3 separate regions of the Homo sapiens genome follow, and all the other regions are linked to region 2. A link is a loop called in an ENCODE intact Hi-C map of the cell type or tissue named here. Cell type or tissue: heart right ventricle. All regions are shown on one strand. Region 1 has its middle 17 kb from the start of AGAP5. Region 2 holds the start of SYNPO2L (synaptopodin 2 like). Region 3 has its middle 13 kb from the start of SEC24C.

The links. Hi-C counts contacts between places; a loop is a spot of excess contacts. Peaks named below come from ENCODE experiments on the same cell type or tissue, not always from the same donor. Only the 100,000 strongest peaks of a DNase experiment are listed, where the experiment ranks them.
Region 1: it touches region 2 in a loop (2.4-fold over the local background); 4 of 110 quality-filtered maps call a loop at or near these places.
Region 3: a loop joins it to region 2, with 3 times the contacts of the local background. A loop is called at or near these places in 18 of 110 quality-filtered maps.

What each region holds. Positions count from the first base shown.
Region 1 is chr10:73,713,288-73,717,287 of GRCh38, forward strand. It overlaps the pseudogene BMS1P4-AGAP5 and the pseudogene BMS1P4. Among named protein-coding and RNA genes, the nearest start is that of AGAP5, 17 kb to the left of the region's middle. In heart right ventricle, no CTCF peak of the experiment used is centred here; no DNase peak of the experiment used is centred here; H3K27ac peaks cover 3,267 bases.
Region 2 is chr10:73,652,127-73,656,126 of GRCh38, forward strand. It overlaps SYNPO2L (synaptopodin 2 like), which reads right to left and starts at 3,903. Exons shown (of 4, transcript NM_001114133.3): 1 at 3,692-3,903; 2 at 2,003-2,154; 3 at 1,013-1,527. The coding sequence starts at 3,796. It overlaps SYNPO2L-AS1 (SYNPO2L antisense RNA 1), which reads left to right and starts at 1,913. Exons shown (of 3, transcript NR_187519.1): 1 at 1,913-2,180. RefSeq lists a silencer at 3,845-4,000. In heart right ventricle, a CTCF peak has its summit at 1,854; a DNase peak (open chromatin) is centred at 3,935; H3K4me3 peaks cover 2,936 bases; H3K27ac peaks cover 4,000 bases.
Region 3 is chr10:73,728,939-73,732,938 of GRCh38, forward strand. It overlaps the pseudogene BMS1P4-AGAP5, the pseudogene BMS1P4, the pseudogene GLUD1P3 and the pseudogene DUSP8P5. Among named protein-coding and RNA genes, the nearest start is that of SEC24C, 13 kb to the right of the region's middle. RefSeq lists enhancers at 1,365-1,614, 2,995-3,715. In heart right ventricle, no CTCF peak of the experiment used is centred here; a DNase peak (open chromatin) is centred at 1,603; H3K4me3 peaks cover 2,903 bases; H3K27ac peaks cover 2,496 bases.

The DNA.
Region 1 (4,000 bases), 61 kb after region 2:
CAGACAGCAGCACACAGAACGGGGAATCCAAAGCCATCTCTGACACTAAAAGCAATGAAAACAAAAATAACCAAACATATTATCAAGAAATGAACAAGAGATTGATATCAAGTAAAGCAAGAAGAGAAGAAAGCATTTAATCTGCCAGGCTTTCATTCTGACAAAATAATTTACAACATGTATGTCTCTATCTGACATGAGTGAATAGAAAAAGAACCCAAATACCCAGTTGAATTGCAAGATGAAAATGAAAAAGAACTCTTGCTTATTTGCCAGGGTACAATCTAATCTGGGCTACTAAAACACTTTCATGCACTGATTCTATGTAACACATGCTTTATTGCCATTTGGAAATGGGATTTCTTGCTTTGATTTAAATATACTTCCTTGGATTTCTGCTTTAAGTATACTTTCTTAAACATATTCACAGTTACATTCTCAGTACAAATTTTCAGGTGTAAGTAACTACTTCTGCTTTTGATAGACAGTATAATTGGTGAAATAAGCTATACTTCCATGTAAATGTGAGAGTACAAGGTAAGATTCCAGCGTCAAGTAAAACATAACAGTCAAGAAAATAAAAAGGTGAGAGTAACTGGGCAGTGGGGAAATCTTGTGTGTGGAAAGAATGAATCTGTAAAACTGTTCTTTCCTAAGAGAGTTCAGCAGGATTTGGATGATAGAGAGCTTTGTGTACAAGGGTTCCAGTTCCACATAGTTTAGGTCTAATTTCAAAGGCAAATTCTAGTGCAACCTGTGACTCACGCTGTCCTAAAGTGCTGTATGTAAAGGGTCTGGAGATAACCCACAAGCAGCACTGTGAACCCCTGACAGCAAGCCTTTCCAGATAAATACCAGGTCAGTGTCTACAGCTGATGACAGAGCAGAATATCTGAAAAATAATACTTCTTCGGCCAATGGACTGCCAGTCACTATTATTTAGTGTAAAATACTGTATTACATATGTGTAATTTTTTAAATTGCAGTGTTTCACATCGAAGCAATTAAATATAAAAACCAAATGTTTATTCAGCTTAAAGGCAACTTAGAAATACTGATCCCAGATAGAAAGATGCTTTAGTCCCAAGTCCGCTGTTCTAAAATGCCACAACTAAACCAACAAAGGGATCTTGAAGCATAATAAGTGTTCATACCTTTTCAACTATACCTCTGCTTGTCTTGAATATAAAAACCTAAGCTGCAGTTATGCCACAGCACAGAATGTGTTATATTTTACATCACTGAGCCTTAGTTTTACAAATGGTAAAAAATAGGGAAGGTAAACTGAGGTTTTCTTAAGGAGCTGTTACATCCAACAGACTCATGAAAATCTTTGCCAAATGTCCCCGGTACATAGCTCCTCCCCACTGATGGGCTCAACGGGGAGAAGCTATGCACATGTCTCAATTTGCATATGCTCAATGGCAATACAGGATTCCCAGGATAAAGTAAGGGATATAAATGACACAGCACACTGAAAAGACTGTAATGTTACTTCAGAACGTTGCAAAATAAAGATCACAGATGAAAGTTTTAGTTCACTGAAGCATGTAGTCATGTATATTTTTCATTTGTGTGTTTTAAAGTCTTATACTGCTTACATTCTTCTTTTTTGTTTGTTTTAAAATAATTATATTTGGCTACAAAGATCAATAACAAGGATGATGTCAGTCCAGGTTGGACAGGCAGTTCTGGGGCAGATGTTCTTGCAGTGTTCTTTTTTTTTTTTTTTTTTTTTTTTTAGTATTTATTGATCATTCTTGGGTGTTTCTCGGAGAGGGGGATTTGGCAGGGTCATAGGACAATAGTGGAGGGAAGGTCAGCAGATAAACATGTGAACAAGGGTCTCTGGTTTTCCTAGGCAGAGGACCCTGCGGCCTTCCGCAGTTTTTGTGTCCCTGGGTATTTGAGATTAGGGAGTGGTGATGACTCTCAAGGAGCATGCTGCCTTCAAGCATCTGTTTAACAAAGCACATCTTGCACCGCCCTTAATCCACTTAACCCTGAGTGGACACAGCACGTTTCAGAGAGCAAGGGGTTGGGGGTAAGGCCATAGATTAACAGCATCCCAAGGCAGAAGAATTTTTCTTAGTACAGAACAAAATGGAGTCTCCCATGTCTACTTCTTTCTACACAGACACAGCAACAATCTGATTTCTTTTTCCTTTCCCCACACTTCCCCTCCTTCCACTCGACAAAACCGCCATCGTCATCATGGCCCGTTCTCAATGAGCTGCTGGGTACACCTCCCAGACGGGGTGGCGGCCGGGCAGAGGGGCCCCCCCCACATCCCAGACGGGGCAGCCGGGCAGAGGCGCCCCCCACCTCCCTCCTGGAAGGGGCGGCTGGCCAGGTGGGGGCTGCCCCCCGCCTCCCTCCCGGACGGGGCATTATACTGCTTACATTCTTATGTGGGAAAATATATCTTGTTTGGGCTTTCTGGATGAAATATGAACAGGCAAAACTAAAAATAATTTTACAACCCAAATCACCAGATGTTAATGGCTGGTAATTCAACCAGAAATCTGAAAGACAACATCTATTTCACTGTGATATCAGTGACAAGGAAGATTTTATTTGTGGTATTTAAGTGTAGTCCTCTGGAACAAATGACTTGGTTCACAGGCAGCACGCCCACTGCTGAACTGCCATGGCCTGACAGCCTGTCTTATTTGCCAAACTGTTCATTAGGTTTGGCAATCTTCACCTGTGCCTCCAGCTTATATTTCAGCAAATAATACATATCAGTCTGCTTTTGTCATCTTCTGCAGTGAGCTTCCAACACTCCTTTAGCATATGGTGCCCCTGCATCTGCAATCCTTCAAACATACCTTGTATACATGTCATTATTTTTCAACTGTCAATTCAGCTTCCAGCTTGGAGGCTAGCCTAGCTTAAATAAAGCAAAAATACAAGACAGAGAATACGCAAAGTAAGTCCTGCATTGTAAATATTAAGTGGGCTGACCAATCATTTAATTAACATTAAAAAAGAATACATTCACCATACAAATTTAATATTTAAATATTGATTTCAGAGCATATTTTGGAGTGAGGCACAGGTGACAATAGAGCAGAGGATTCCTCTCCCAATTGTCTCTGACCTATCCAACCTTTGTTACAGGTCAGAGAGTTCTCCAACTTATAAATAAACAACAGAGATAATGTGGCAACAAGGACACAGAGACGTACTGAGAGTACTGCTCAGCTCTCTGCCTAGGCCTGATTCTGCTGATCCCTGACAATGAGTGCTGTGAAATTTACAGCAGATCAATACACATACACACAAACACACAAAAGAGATACTTCATGGGCAAAAAGCACCAAAGATATACAATAAAATGTCTGAAAGACCATAAAACAACTTCTGATGAAATGCTGTTTTCATTTTGCAGAAGTAAAATATTCACCACCAACCCTGTAATTAGCTTAAAAATTACACTAAGTACAGTAATTTTGGATCCCATCTCCAATTCATACCTTATCGGCATGTAATAATCACACTGCATCTACAACAAAGCTGGAATAGACTTTATATGCTGAATACAACTTGTACAGTAAGAAGGTAATTTTTTGAAATACTGAGAATACAACATTTGTATGCCACACTCTACTGCACAAGTTAAAAGAAAATACAATCATTTCTATTCTCAAGTGTATTGAAATAAAATACAGAAAAGAGTATTCTAATACCAGTTAACATTAAGAGAATATATCTCTAAACCAAAGATCTTGGATCTTCCAGAAAGACAAAATCAACCTGTATATACTTGGGTAAGAAAAAAAAAATTAAGAGATCAAGAAAGGAGAGAGGATGTTAGCATAGAATCATCTCCAAAAATGGCTTTCCGATGCATTCGACCAGTTTTCAAGTCCATTTGTTTTTCCTCCTTTAGCATCAACAGCCTATATTACCAAGGAAATGCAAAATAATCCAATTTGTACATTAACCAGCTAATCTAGAAATGGCAATACAGTCAATGAAAATACAAAGAAATATA
Region 2 (4,000 bases):
CTTTTATTTATTAATTTTTATTATTTATTTATTTATTTATTTTTAAGACAGGGTCTTGGTCTGTTGCTCACGCTGGAGTGCAGTGGCGCAAACATGGCTCACTGCAGCCCAAACCTCTCAGGCTCAAGCAATCCTCTTGCCTCAGCCTCCCAAGTAGCTGGGACCATAGACATGTGCCACAGTGTTTGGCTAATTTTAAAATTTTTACTGGAGACGAAGTCTCACGATGTTGTCCAGGCTGGTCTCAAACTCCTGGCTTCTGCCGGGCATGGTGGCTCACGCCTGTAATCCCAGCACTTTGGGAGGCCGAGGTAGGCATATCACCTGAGGTCAGGAGTTCGAGACCAGCCTGACCAGTATGGTGAAACCCCATCTCTACTAAAAATACAAAAAATTAGCCAGGTGTGGTGGCGGGTGCCTATAATCCCAGCTACTCGGGAGGCAGAGGCTGGAGAATCGCTTGAACCCGGGAGGCGGAGGTTGCAATGAGCCAAGATCACGCCATTGCATTCCAGCCTAGGCACAAGAGCCAAACTCCATCTCAAAAAAACAAAAAACAAAACAAAACAAAAATCCTGCGTTCATGCTATCCTCCCACCTCAGCCTCCCAAAGTGCTTGGATTACAGGTATGAGCCACCTTGCCCCGCCTTCAACCTGCTTTTAAATACTCCCCTGTCCTGTGTCTGTACTCTGCTTTCACCCAATCATGACACACAATAACAATTATCACCACCACCAAACCCTTCATCTATTTGTGTCCCTTTCCAATTTCCCTACTTACCCTGTTCCTGGGTTGAACTGAATCACCTTACCCTTTTGCCACATTGGTTCAAACAGCAAAAATAATGGTGGCCATGAGAATAATTATGCTCCCCTTCTACTCATTACCCCTCCTGTCCCCAAGACTGTATCCAAGGGTCCCAAGGTAGGGAGAATGTACGGCTATAGAAGGCTGGATTTAAGGCTCAGATTGAAGGATCCTGGCTGGGGAAAAGGGGTTCAGGCACTCACTGGCTTGCTTGGCCTTCTGGGTGTAGGTGGTAGTAAGATCTTCTGCCACTGGGTGGGGAACAGGCCCCACCATAGGGATGAGATGAGGACCAGGTCGGAGGGGGCCATGGGGTAACAGCAGAGCCTCAGCTGGGGGTGGCTGAAGGGCTGCCCCATCCTCCCAAGACGGGGAGCTCACACGGCTGTCACCCTGGCTGGGAGGGCCAGGGATAGTAGGTGCTGGCTCTGCAGGGCTGTCAGACAGGTAGACCTCATCAGGTGGGGCACCCGGAGGGGTGGGCCTTGTGGGGCCTCGGCGGCGAGGTCGACGGGGCTTCTCCTGGGTGGCAGGGCCATCAGCATCACTGTCAGTCTCTCCGTAGTAAGCCTCACTATCAGGAGGTGAACGAAGGCTCCCAGGCTGAAGAGGCTGAGGAACTGGAGCACCAGGGGGCTCAGGACTTAGTGGAGATAAGGGTGACAGCACCTGAAGCTCATGGGGAGATGGAGATTGCACAGGACCCTCGTCTGCTAACCTGGATAGGAAAGATGACAGAGCTTGAGAGATGGGCTGGGTACTGACAGCTAGAGAGATCTGGAAGGGATGGAGGGAAGAGGTAAGGGGGAGGGAAGAGGTAAGGGAGAGAGAAGGCTGTCATACAGTTGGAATGGGTGGGCCGGGAAGAGTGGAGATATGAAGACAAACTGGGAGGCAAATGTGCTTGAAGGGCTGTGAGTGGAAATAGGCTTAGAGGAAGATGTAATGAGGAGGAAACAGGCCAGGGGTTGAAGTAGGCTCATCAGTCAAATACCCACTGACATCCCCATCCCTTAATTGCAGATACATTCAAGCCCTCTGGGAGGCAGACACAAACCATCTGCACTCCAGCAGAAACGCACGAGCAGAAATAGGTACCTGTTAGTTGCTAAAGCCAGGCCAGTGAGACATAGAGCTGAGACAGGCAATGGGAGCCCTGGATTAGGGGAAGAGAAGAGGAGAGAGGTCCATACCGCTGCACAGTGAGGACAAGCTGATTTCCTGAGGCATCGATGAGGCTCATGGCACTGGCATGGGAGAGGTTGGTGCAAGAGACCCCATTGATTGCCAAGAGCTGGTCCCTCTCTCGGAGTCCTGCTCTGCCAGCCTGGCTCCGTCTTCGAATCTGAGATGTTGAAGGAGACACTGTAGGTAAGAGGGGGCTCCAAAGGGAATAGAATGAAAGGAAAAGATGGGAAGGACCCACAGGAGGGGATTTTACTTTGCAGGGTAAGAAGGGTGGGGAGATGCATGGAAGTGGCTGCAGTTGAAGTGGCCTGTCTAGAGGGAAGAAAGTATACAGACTGGAGAAAGAAATACATCATATGGTGGGAAATAGGGTAACCATTGAATGAAAGAGGCTTGGGAAGAACTGCATGGGGTAGGTAACTAGAAATGGTGGTTATTGGCTGGGTGCAGTGGCTCACGCCTGTAAGCCCAGTGCTTTGGGAGGCCTAGGTGGGTGGATCACTTGAGATCAGGAGTTTGAGACCAGCCTGGCCAATGGGTGAAACGCTGTCTCTACTAAAAGTACAAAAATCAGCTGGCCGTGGTGGTGTGCGCCTGTAATCCCAGATACTTGGGAGGCTGAGGCAGGAGAATTGCTTGAACCCAGGAAGCAGAGGTTGCAGTGAGCCATCATGTCACTGCACTCCAGCCTGGGCAACAGAGTAAGACTCTGTCGCAAAAAAAAAGAAAAGAAAAAAAACGGAAAGAAATGGTGATTATCTCCACAAGCTTTTTCTCCAAGGGCAATATCTATATTGGCTGGTAATTCTCTACTAGGCCTTGTAACCCCAGGCGCCATTACACAGTCAAGATTTTAGAACAGTACTCCAGGTTGGAGGGAGTCCAGCGGTATTCTGGGAGATTGTGATTATTTGGGTATATGTGTGCCATGTATACACACAAATGTATATATGCCAAAGTAATAATAGTAGTAGTGGCTACCATTTATTGAGTTCTTACTAAGTGTTGGGCACTGTGCTACATGTATTATTGCATTTAATCCTTAGAATGGTTCCATGAAGTAGGTACAGGTACTATTATTACCCACATTTTACAGTTCGGAAAACTAAGCCTGTAGGGTGAAACCAAAAGGATAATGACTTCATCTGTGAGGCCAGATCTTGCCATAACCCTCCTAGCACCTAAAAAAGTCTTGCCTAGTGAGAGAAAGGATCTGACCTAGGGAAAGAGCACTGAAGGCATGGGCAGGGCAGGGTGAGGCAGGGTAGGGCTGGGCTGGGCTAGGCTGTTCGAGGCAGTTTCAGTTCATCACATATCAGTTTAGTCAGAGAGAAATTAGAACCTTCCCCGTATTTCTGGAGTTTGGAGTAGAGGCACATACCCAAGAGAACAAACACTGGATGACCAGAGCTGGGCCTCTGATACCACAGTGCTGCAGGGAACTGAAGCAGAGCCTTTCCTTTTCCTCTGCTCCCTGGAAACCGCGAATTCTCTTTTCTAATAGACCCCCACAGGAAGCCTGTGGTCAGACGCTACTCCCACTATGAGACTTGAGCATACTTCCCTGCCCACCACCCACCCCATCTTCACAGCCTCCCACCCCCCCAACCCCCGCCATATGCCACCACACATCTCTTCCCAGGATCCCTTGGGTTCCCTTTCCCTGAAGCCTCATTTCAGGGGCTCTCCCTTACCTTAGACACCTGTAACGGTTTCCTCTGCTCGGCCCCCCCATGAAGTCGGAAGCCCCAGGGGGCTCCCCCTGATAGTGTGACCAGCACCTCCTCCTCAGCACCCATCGCTCAGCTTGGCCTATGGCCCCCGGAGTTTGAACAGTGTCCCCAGGAGAGAAGTTGAGGTGCTCGAACCCCGTCTGGGCTTCCTGTCCGGCTGTCCTGCTCCTGCTGCCCCAGGCCTCCCCCCCACACCACACACCACAGGCAGGCAACTTGGCCCTGGGATCATTACAGTCCAGCACACATGTCCCGTCAATCGCAGATGTG
Region 3 (4,000 bases), 77 kb after region 2:
GAAACTGAAAAAATGAATTTTTAATTAATTTTATTCCAACTCTAAATAGTCACATGTGGCTACCATACTGGACAGCTCAGACCTAGATATCAACTGGACTAATGAAGTGGTTTCCTAACTTAAACTAAAACTTAAATTTTAATAAAAAATTTAAAATGCTTTTATGAACTTCCAACATGATCACAGTATTACTTTTAGTACCTGTTGACTCTGCAAAACTCCTAAATTACAACTCTTCTACATACATTTGAAAAATAGCAATATCTAGAGGCCGGGCACGGTGGCTCACGCCTGTAATCCCAGCACTTTGGGAGGCCGAGGCGGGTGGATCACGAGGTCAGGAGATCGAGACCATCCTGGCTAACACGGTGAAACCCCGTCTCTACTAAAAATATAAAAAAAAAATTAGCTGGGCGTAGTGGCGGGCGCCTGTAGTCCCAGCTACTCGGGAGGCTGAGGCAGGAGACTGGCGTGAACCCCGGAGGCGGAGCTTGCAGCGAGCCAAGATTGCGCCACTGCATTCCAGCCTGGGCGACAGAGCGAGACTCCGTCTCAAAAAAAAAAAAAAAAAAAAAAAAAAAAAAAAAAAAAAAAAGAAAGAAAAATAGCAATATCTGTATGTGTGAGACATGACTAGTTCTAGATGATGCCTGGAGACCCCATGGACTTACAGAGACCCTTCCAGTGATTTCTGAGGTACCTGGGAATCTGTGGCCAATAAATTGGTAATCACTGAATTAGTGAGTTTTTTAAGGATATCCAGCTGCATAAAATCTGACAGCTTGATTGGAAAAAAGCGGGGCAGGGTGCCATTTCATTCAATTAAGGTCCTGTATTCATTCCGTTTAGTAAATGTTTGTGTCTGTCTATGATGTGCTAGCCACTGTGCCAGTAAATGGATATAGCTATGATCTGACTTGCAGAGGAAATCCAAACTAGTATCTTCCGTGCCATGCAATAAGGGCTACATTGCAAGGCTGCACAGGGTGCTACTGGGGCACAGAAGTGAGTCAGAGGCTTCCCACAGACACACACACGAGCGGAAACAGAAAGTCTTTATATATCACCATATGTCAAGGAACACTGGCCGGGAGTTAGGAGAGCTGGGCACTAGGAACGCTTTGAAACCGAACAGCTGTGTGATTTCCGAGGTTATGTTGCTTCTCTACTATATTTTAGTTCCGAACTTGTACTAATGTTTCTCTCCCTTTTCTTCTTGGTGGGAAAAGCACAATTTGGGGTCAACAGATTCGGCTCAGGTCTAAGTCGCCGGCCGGGACCACGTCGCCAGGAAACGACGTCTCCCCGACACCTTCCCTCCCCGTCCGGGCTCTCTGCAGCAATTCATCCCGTCACTCTCCCAACGACCCCGGGCACACCTCCGGCAGATGCGAAATATGCTGCTCCTCAGGAGGAAAGATGACCCGGAGGACCGCGGGAGGACCTTCCCACTCGCGATCTTCCCAGTGCCCCAAAGCCAGGGACCCCACTGCCGCCTACCCCAGCCCGCGGCACCGAACTTGCTCACAACTGTGACTCCTCAGGTCGGATTGGACACCACCGGAAACGGAAATTCACCGTCGCGCCGACTCTCCGGAGGGAAACAAAAAGGCAGAAAAAAGAGACCGGCGCCTGGACGACTTTCAGGGGAGAGCTGGAAGAAAGACTGTCAACAGCTGAGTGCGGGCGCCGGCGCCGTCTACGCAGTGCGTTCCACCGGGTCCGTATCCCTCCCGATTCCGCCCCACCCCGCCCTCGGAACTCGCTGCCTCAACTCCTGCGGTGGGACTCCGGAGCAGCGTACACCGCCCTTGCCTTAGTCCTCCCCAAGGCCAGGGCAGCTGTGCGGCCTGGCGCGGGTTACTTGGTGTGGTGCAAAAAGCCAGAAGGAGACACATTTGGTCCTGGCCACCCCGGAGTCACCCAAACCAAAAGGTAAAAGGAACATAAAAAAGCCTTCTGGAAAGTGTAAAAAAATTCATTGCACAGTGATTTTTGTCTTGTGAAATCATAGTTACTGTTATTAGCAGTTTTTTAAACGTTTTATATTCATTTTTTATGGTGTTCTGACATATGAGCTGCTTCAAGTGTTTTTGGACATAGCTTGGGTGTAAAATGTAAAAAGTGGATATTTTCAATTTGTAGCTTTCTTTTTTGAAACTTACTGAAGTTTGTTCTAAATATATCCCCTTCTTTCTCACCTACCCCAACACATTTTTAAAAAAAACACCACCAAATATCCATTACAGCATTGATGTGAGTGTAGATGAAGTAAAAACTTTGGCTTCCCTGATGACATACAAGTGTGCAGTGGTTGGTAAGTGATCGCCTTTCTTGCTACCTAATGAGAACTCTGGGGAAATATGTTTACTCACATGGTTACTGTTAAGATGCTATAGAAATATACCTTATCAGAACTGATTTTTTTTAAGTTGTCCTCTTTAAGACCTGCATCATTTTTCAATTAGTCTAAATTAATATATAGCCTTTTTTTATGTGAGGGATTTTTTTTATAGGAGCTTATTGAATTTTAAGTCTAGATCTTTGTTTTCAATTCCTCAACATATTCTATAAATAAGACCAAATTATAGTAGAAGGATAGTAAATAAGCTATTATCTTTTAGAAGTTGTAAAGAGCACTGATTAACTCTATATTAGAGACCCCGCCCCTGCCTTGGCTGCGCGGGCCCCCGCCAAAGGGCCCATGGTCGGCGCAGCCGAGCTGGCGAGGGCAGCGCGGGTCCCCCGGAACGCCCCCCGAGGCGAGCGCTAACGAGGTCCGGCACCATGTGCTAGGTCACTCCCAGTGCAAGGCCACACTTGGGCCATCCGAGCAACCCCTCCTCACGTCAGGGGTCACCCTCCCCACCACCCATTGCCCCACCATGGCCGGAGACCGGCTCCCGAGGAAGATGATGGACGCCAAGAAGCTGGCCAGCCTGCTGCGGGGCGGGCCTAGGGTGCCTGGTCATCTACAGCCGCTCCTTCCTGGAGTACAACAGCTGGCATGTGCTCAGCTCCGTCAACATCTGCTGCTCCAAGCTGGTGAAGTGCCGGCTGCAGAAGGGCAAGGTGACCATTGCAGAGTTCATCTGGCTGGCCACACGCAGCCAAATGGAGGCCACTGAGCCACAGGATATGGTGGTCTATGACCAGAGCACACGGGACGCCAGTGTGCTGGCCGCAGACCGCTTCCTCTCCATCCTGCTGAGCAAGCTGGACAGCTGCTTCGACAGCGTGGCCATCCTCACGGGGGGCTTCGCCACCTTCTCCTCCTGCTTCCCCAGCCTCTGCCAGGGCAAGCCTGCTGCCCTGCTACCCATGAGCCTCTCCCAGCCCTGCCTGCCCGTGCCTAGCGTGAGCCTGACCCTCATCCTGCCTCACCTCTACCTGGGCTCGCAGAAAGACGTTCTGAACAAGGATCTGACGACACAGAATGGAATAAGCTACGTCCTCAATGCCAGCAACTCCTGCCCCAAGCCTGACTTCATCTGCGAGAGCCGCTTCATGCGGGTCCCCATCAACGACAACTACTGTGAAAAGCTGCTGCCCTGGCTGGACAAGTCTATGGAGTTCATCTGTAAAGGCAAGCTGTCCAGCTGCCAAGTCATCGTCCACTGTCTGGTCGGTATCTCCCACTCTGCCACCATCGCCATCGCCTACATCATGAAGACCATGGGCATATCCTCCGACGACACCTACAGGTTCATGAAGGATAGGCGCCAGTCCATCTCGCCCAACTTCAACTTCCTGGGCCAGCTGCTGGAGTAGGAGCGCAGCCTGAAGCTGCTGGCCACCGTGCAGGGGGATGCGGGCACCCCCTCAGGGACGCCGGAGCCTCCGCCCAGCCCTGCGGCTGGGGCCCGGCTGCCATGGCTGCCACCACCTACCTCAGAAAGCGCTGCCACCGGGAGTGCAGCTGCCAGGGAGGGCGGCCTGAGCGCGGGCGGGGAGCCCCCACTGCCCCCCACGCCCCCAGACACCTGCGCGCTGCAGCAGG